Linked DNA regions of Homo sapiens: region 2 is linked to region 1. A link is a contact called in ENCODE Hi-C or POLR2A ChIA-PET data. All regions are on one chromosome and are shown on one strand. The core of a region is the stretch at or near the end of the contact, and the rest is flanking DNA. Distances in the headings are between cores, read along the strand shown.

Region 1 (3,746 bases), core at 564-3,063:
GGATTACAGGCCTGAGCCACCGCACTCGGCCACTATTGTTATTTTTTGAGACAGAATCTCACTCTGTTGCCTAAGCTGATTTCAGCTCACTGCAACCTCCGCCTCCCGCAGTTCAAGCGATTCTCTTGCCCAGTGTCCATAGCTGGGATGACAGGCTTATGCCACCACACCCATCTGACTTTTGTGTTTTTAGTAAAGACAAGGTTTTGCCATGTTGCCCAGGCTGGTCTCCAACTCCTGACCTCAGGCCATCTGCCCGCCTCAGCCTCCCAAAGTGCTGGGATTATAGGCGTGAGCCACGGTGCCTGGTTCATAATCTTCTTTTTAAGTTTTCTAGCACGTTCAAACCTCACTGGTTTCTCTAAGGAAACGGCTGAGACCTAGCTTGACATTGCAAGGTTTGTGGGAAATTATGAACACCATCATTTAAAAAAGTAGTTATTATCTTTTCTCATAACATAAGCTTAAGGTTAGTGATCTCTATCAAATCTTGGCTGGCGTGATGAGAAATGGGAGAAAGGAGATTATTTACTAGACTGTACATACACCACATACTTGTGTTCTAGTGTGGGTAAGACGGGAAGGCAAGAGACAAGAGGGAGGTATTCTTACTAGGGCATAGTCAAGGAGAAAATGTCTTTAATTCTATCCATGTTCAGACAGAATAATTTAGCGCCTTTCTCTGCAGAGCTTCCATTAAAGAGAAGGTAGAGCTGATTCGACTTAAGAAGCTCTTACATGAAAGAAATGCTTCATTGGTTATGACAAAAGCACAATTAACAGAAGTTCAAGAGGTGAGTTGCCATCATCAGCTGTGCTTTCTTGGTGGGGGGAAACCCCAATTAAGAGATTCATATTATTTTCTCCATTTTAAATATGAGAAGCCACAATTCAGAAAGACAATTTATAAGTGATATCACACAATTTATAAGTGATATTCAAATCCAAGCCTCACAACTCGGAGTCTATGCTTTTCCCAGTATTTCCCATTAGTTCTCTATTAAGAGGAAGGCTCAAGCTCTGCCTGCTAAGGTGAAATAAAGTGGAGTTAACTTGTGTAAGGGTTACGGTCCCCTACGAAGACCACAACCAGAATGTGATTAAATTAGGAAGCCAAAAGCAGTCACAGGGAAGGGAAGGAAACTAGCCTTTTAATTAGCACTTTCTGTGAGCTGTACTCTGTCCCAGATATTTACAGTCATGATCTTTTTTAAGCCTGACAACAGCCCTCAAGGTAAGTATATTTAGCATTAGCACACATTAGAAACTAACATCTGATTGGTGGAAATAGAGTATCAAGGGTCAAAGTAAGGTCAGCACCATCCTTTTATTGAACAAATATTTATCCAGTACCAGGAATTGCAAAGCACTGGGATACAAAGATTCCAAGGGTAAGTAAGAAAAAACTGCCTTCAAGGAGTTTATAGGAGTGAGAAAACAAGTAAACAAATTCAACTATCCTATGCAGGGTATGGGCAGGACACAAAAGAGAGAGTAGTCAGACCCACCAGTGGGTGAGGTGCTGATATGGCTGATAAGTGGAGGAACACCAGGGCTCTTGTCTCACGCGAATTAGATAAAACGACACGGACACAGGTGGAGCGGCTTTAAGGAGCGGAGAGTTTAATAGGCAAGAAACAAGGGAGAAGAAAGACGGAAGAAGCTCCCCTGTACTGAGACAGAGGGAGAAGGACTCCAAAGCAGAGAGGGGAGACCTCATGTGCCGGGAAAAGTGGCTGCTTATATGAGTAGGCAGGAGGAGGTAGTGTCTGATTTGCATAGGGCTCAGGGGATTGGTTTGACCAGGCATGTCACTCATGTAGCCTGTGGAAAAAACTGGCCCTCCTACCCTAGTCTTTTAATATGCAAATGAAGGGCGCCATGATGTTCTACACACGTGGGGATATGTGGGGGTGGCCATGTTGCCAGGTACAGGTCGGGGAAAGGACAGGAAGACAAGGGCGGGAATCGCCATGTTTGGGTGGACCCAGTTTCTAAAGACCTGTATTTGCATATCAAAGGTTGCCTTCCCGGCTGTAAGAGCCAGGGCTTTCCTGCTAGACAAAAAACGTTTCTGGAGCTGCTTTAAAGGACGAGAAAACTTTCCAAGGACCCCTTTTCCTCTCTATCTGCCTAAAATTATTTTTAATAACTCCTTTAACAGTGCCAGATCAGAAAAGGATTAATGACTGGGTGCGGTGGCTGGAGCCTGTAATCCCAGCACTTTGGGAGGTCAAGGAGGGAGGATCACTTGAGCTCAGGAATTCGAGACCAGCCCAGACAACATGGCGAAACCCCATCTCTATCAAAAATAGAAAAATTAGACAGGCATCGTGATGTGTGCCTGTAGTCCTAGCTACTATGGAGGCTGAGGCAGGAGGATTGCTTGAGTGCTTGAGCCCAGGAGGCAGAGGTTGCAGTGAGCCGAGATCCCGATACGGCACCTCAGCGTGAGACTTTGTCTCAAAAAAAGAAAAAAGAAAAGGATTAATAAAGGAATAGATTTGTGAGTTAAATACTGAAATACTAAAAGATTAGCTTGTGTTAATAAGTGTGTAAGAGAAGAGGGGGCTTTCCATGAGAGCAGAGGTGAGAAACATCAGGTCTGGTCATGAAGGACACACTAAGAATTTTTTTTCTCGTTGTCATTAAAGACAGAACATGCTAGGAATTTAGACTTTATCCTACAAACAGCAGAGAGCTATGTGAAAGGGTTTTAAGCAAGTTGATATGATCAATTTTTTTCTCTCTCAAGATTATTTGACCTTTTTTAAAAAATAAAAAATAAATTTAAAAAAAAAGTTTGGGAGGCTGAGGTGGGTGGATCGCTTGAGGTCAGGAGTTTGAGACCAGCCTGGCCAACATGGTGAAACCCCGTCTCTACTAAAATACAAAAATTAGGTGTGGTGGGGGGCACCTGTAATCTCAGCTACTTGGGAGGTTGAGGAAGGAGAATTGCTTGAACCTGGGAAGCCGAGGTTGCAGTGAGCCAAGATTGTGCCGCAGCACTCCAGCCTGGGCAACAGAGTGAGACTGTCTCAAAAACAAAAACGAAAACTTACCTCTCATATTTGCTACAAGGATTAAATGAGATAATATGTGTGAAATGATTATAATGATCATGATGTGGCAGGTAATGAAACACATAGTAACACATAGCAACTACTCAACTAATTATAGCTGTTGTTATGATCATTCTTTTTTTTTTACTAAAACTGAAGAGATCTTTCTGAAGTGTGCTAAGTAACAGTACCTAATTTAAGATTAAACATTTTTCTTGGATAATCCACCAAGTACAATGCAAATGTTAATAAATGACCCTTCATTCTTTTTTGAGAAATGGTGTGAATGATTGCAGTCACAGACTACTTGGCAAGCTAGGGCAGGGGAAAAATAGCAACAATTAGTAAACAAGTACACAAATTGATTTGTTTTGTGGGATTTTTATAATGTCTTTAAAAATGTTAAGCATTATATTACAGTGATAAATATATCATGAAATTGATAAATCAATAAAATAATAATAATTTCTTTCTTCCAGGCATACGAAACCTTGCTCCAGAAGGTACTTAATGAGAATTGAGTCTCTGTTTCTTAGTAACCAGAATAATCAAACCCAAAGAAATCTATGTTCATCTCCAAGTAACATAACACCAGAATTTAGCTAACTAAATCAATGTTATTATGTCATATAGTTTCTGTTAAAAATGATACTATTATGATTATCAAAAGATACAGATACTTAT
Region 2 (3,746 bases), core at 329-2,828, 44 kb after region 1:
TGCTGTTTTTTTCCCTTTCCCAACAGTTGTTAGCCCTGAAGATCTGGCTACCCCAATAGGAAGGCTGAAGGTTTCCCTTCAAGCAGCTGCTGTCCTCCATGCTATTTACAAGGAGATGACTGAAGATTTGTTTTCATGAAGGAACAAGTGCTATTCCAATCTAAAAGTCTCTGAGGGAACCATAGTAAAAAGTCTCTTATAAAGTTAGCTTGCTATAACATGAATTTGGTTTACTGTGATGTCTAGTGTCTCTCAATCTAATGATGAAAGTTTAGAATGATGAAAGTTTCATTTGTAAAACTAGCTAGCTAAAGGCATTTTTCTCCAGTACCTTAGCACTTTACCAGGCAGGAAGCAGGCTTGCTTTCAAGAACTGAAAATGAACGGTCACAGGTGAATTTACAAAAACAAACAACAAAAAAAACCCAGTTTATTCATCTTTTAGTTCTTCCAAAATTGAAAATATCAAGTCCTACTGCTAAGGAGAAAAAACAAACAAACATAAAATCCGGGACCCCTCCCCCCTTCTTCTCTTAAAGTCACAGAGCACGGAAGGAACTGCAGTGGGACAGGTGGGTGCAGAGAACCAGAAGGGGAGGATGGCAAGATAAACTCCCCAAATACTTGAAAAGCTGTTCAACAGAAACTGTGATAAATACAGGACAATGCAAGACAAAGTTAAAATAAGGAGCAGCAGTGCCGAGAGGCTGTGTTGTAGATATGGCCTCCCTTCCTCTTCTCTTTTCTCATCAGGGTATTCTAGGCCCAAGGCATGACTTGTCCCTTCCAGATATAAATGTTGACTCCTTTGAGCCTTCCTCTACATTTCACTAGAAGCGGTACATGAGGCACAACCTGATATATCTTCCTTAGATATATGAGAAAAAAAAGAAGACAGTGGCAATTTTGCCTTCTATCATTGTACCATGTGTGCATTGTATGGAGAAAATAACCGAGCCAGGGAGTATCACTGCTTCTTATGTCTTCCAAGGCAGCAGATATACCTCAGAATCTGCACGAGGCAGGAAAGCAGGAAAACTCAGACGAAGGCACCAGCCCAATCTGCCTCACTGGCTCAAGCTGTATGGTTTATCACAACCATTAGCAAATTTCCGAGAACCTTGAGTATTGCAAAGATAAAACTTAGAGATGTGCGGAAGGTCATGGCAGTAGGGTAGGTTGGAGGATTGAATGTGCTGGTCAAGAACCATGATACGGGTAATTAAGGGTCACCTTGTACCACTGTCTTGGAAATACAGCTTTGAGACACCAAATAAGATGTCAGAAGCCATCAATGTCTTGGCAGAAGGTGACAGGAAGAGAGAAGAATGAAACAATATTTATTAACAGCGGGAGCCTCCTCCTGTCTTCAAGAACACCTCCTCCCTTGCCATCTGAATGGGGCCATTGGCACGTGTCCTGGTGGGCCTGGAATTCCCCGAGTAGATTGGTCCACACAAATGGCCCCCTAAACCCATAAACACAAATGGCAAAACTTCAAATGAAAACGAAAGGAAAAATACAGTTTCTATGTCATGTAAAATTTTCAGGGGTTGGCTGGAGGAAGAATGGAGCTCAGGGCCAAAGTTCAGAAGTTACTTCCTCTTTTTCTTGGGGGGTGCAGAGCTGTGTCTGGAACCACGGTTAGAGCCACGGCCCGAACTGTGCACAGATGCCTTCCTCTTCCGGCTCATACTTCGACTTTGTTCTTCTTCTTCCTCGTAACGACTTTCTCGGTCCGCTAAATAGAAGAGGCATTATTAGTTAGCAATAGGTAAGCTTTAGGTACCTAATATTACTGGATAGCATGAGATAGTACAGAGAATACACTTTGGAATCAGACCCAAGTTTTAATATTGGGCAAGTACTTTCTGAACCTTGGTTTATTTACAAAAGGGAGAATTATTTAAGGGTTAAATAAGGTAACCTATGAAAACTACCTATTCCCAATGCTTGGAACACAGCAGTTAATATTTATTTCCTTTTAAGCTTTAAAACGTTTGTTTGGGGTTTGGCTTCAGAGTAACTAGATTAGCATTATAAAGACATGCCTAACCTGGAAGAAGCCTAGAAAATTAAAGTATTATAGGATTTAGGTTTGGAAACTGAGTAGGCTAATTCTTGAGTATTACATGAATATGTGGCTATCATGGCTATAGGAAAGATGGGGGCTTGCGCAGATGAAAACAGCATCCAGTTTGGCAGAGCACTGCCCACTGGAGAGTATGGACACATTCCACACCTCATTTTCTCCTTCAGTCAATGAAGTTGTATCTGTGGCTCCAAAGCACTTTTATAGTGTTCTTTTGTTACTTTCATTACGCCATCAATACTAACACCTCAAAATATTGAAATGTGTTAGAAATTTGTGCGTAGACAAATGAATAAAAAACAACACATTTTTAAAAACCTTTTCGGGCTTCTTCCTCCAGTTCATCCCAATCCTTTCCACTCTCTTCTTCACTACCCAATGACTCCTTAGAATAGTCTGGAAGAAAATTAATTAAGCGTTAGTCATCATGCGGGAACAGAATGGAACGACAGAGTTCTTAGTCTAAAAAAAGTAGTTTTCAGAAATGACATTAGATTAGGAAGCCAGGACGAACTTTGCTCTGTAAGACTAACCTGACTCTTCTGCTTCTGATGAATAATCTTCATCACTGTCCTCCTCTTCCTCTTCATAGTCATCTTCTGAAGGATTAAAAGTCTCATCTTCAATTTCAGACTCTGAATCCCCTTCTTCAGCATCACTCCCCTGGTGAGTTAGAGCATAATACTGATTTTTTTTTGACATTTACCTTATTAACTTAATGAATTAATTCAGCCCACATAGTATACCAGTATTTACATGAAGAAAACAAGAGCAAAATAATCTGAGGGATCAAGAGATAAAATGACTTGTTTAAAATTAGTGGTCAGGTGCAATTATTATTTTACTATTATTATGTATTATTACATTTCTGAAAAATTCACGTTAGCCTTCCTCACCCAGGGAAATTAACAACAGAAAGACTTTCTGTATTTACGTATCACACAAACGTTAAGTGGATCATTTTTTAAAAAATAATTTTTGCAAAATGCCCTGAAGGATTTTTCCCTAAATGCTAAGAAACTCATTGAGGAAAAGTTTTTGTAATTTCCAAGAAATCTTGTCAGGAGTTAGTTACCACTGCCCAATCAATTTATCAATTTGAAGAAACAATAATATCAAGTGGTGTTTAGAGCTTCTCCCAGATGGCCTAGTCCCTTATGTACTACTCATATTCCATTCTAACTGACCAAATGATAGCGGGCAACACTGTGTACCAGAAAAGAAACCCCACACTCACGCACCTCACCCTCAGGCTCCAGGAAAGACCAGCCACCTTGTTCGAAGAAGCCCTCAGGGTCATCAACAATGGTCTTCATGATTTTAGTCCAGTTGAGGGACTGTACTCCTTCTGTGTATTTCAGGTCGCAGGAACTAAGAGAAATGACATGACAAAGTCAAATCAATCTTCTGTATTTTCCATATATTCTTTCTTCTTTTTTTGAGACAGAGTCTTGCTCTGTTGCCCAGGCTGGAGTGCAGTGGCACAATCTTCGCTCACTGCAACCTCTGCCTCCTAGGTTCAAGTGATTCTCCTGCCTCAGCCTCCCGAGTATCTGGGATTACAGGCGCATGCCACCATGCCTGGCTAATTTTTATATTTTTAGTAGAGACAGGGTTTTGCCATGTTGGTCAGGCTGGTCTAGAACTCCTGACT

Evidence for each region. Hi-C counts contacts between places; a loop is a spot of excess contacts on that map. ChIA-PET counts read pairs that join two places held with the same protein, here RNA polymerase II (POLR2A). Pooled maps may share reads with other maps.
Region 2: a map of B cell shows a loop between it and region 1 (6-fold over the local background). The contact joins two enhancer-like sites. A Hi-C loop is called at or near these places in 2 of 168 maps with a recorded cell type or tissue (B cell and breast epithelium), 3 of 37 single-sample maps with no recorded cell type and 4 of 50 pooled maps. POLR2A ChIA-PET finds 5 or more read pairs at or near these places in 10 of 52 experiments (A549, BJ, CD8-positive, alpha-beta memory T cell and 7 more).

The regions. Positions count from the first base shown.
Region 1 is chr14:21,307,043-21,310,788 of GRCh38, forward strand. RPGRIP1 (RPGR interacting protein 1) reads left to right here. Exons shown (of 25, transcript NM_020366.4): 7 at 689-794; 8 at 3,542-3,565. Among named protein-coding and RNA genes, the nearest start is that of RPGRIP1, 29 kb to the left of the region's middle. RefSeq lists enhancers at 1,842-2,369, 2,192-2,351. Within about 2 kb of position 1,814, at least 12 of the 41 ENCODE cell types and tissues checked have a DNase peak (open chromatin) inside an H3K27ac peak, as active enhancers do; they include B cell, where a contact is called at or near this core.
Region 2 is chr14:21,351,078-21,354,823 of GRCh38, forward strand. It overlaps SUPT16H (SPT16 homolog, facilitates chromatin remodeling subunit), which reads right to left. Exons shown (of 26, transcript NM_007192.4): 23 at 3,334-3,463; 24 at 2,626-2,755; 25 at 2,411-2,488; 26 at 399-1,741. The coding sequence ends at 1,596. RPGRIP1 (RPGR interacting protein 1) reads left to right here. Exons shown (of 25, transcript NM_020366.4): 25 at 27-224. The coding sequence ends at 139. Among named protein-coding and RNA genes, the nearest start is that of SUPT16H, 31 kb to the right of the region's middle. RefSeq lists an enhancer at 907-2,106. Within about 2 kb of position 1,579, at least 3 of the 41 ENCODE cell types and tissues checked have a DNase peak (open chromatin) inside an H3K27ac peak, as active enhancers do; they include B cell, where a contact is called at or near this core.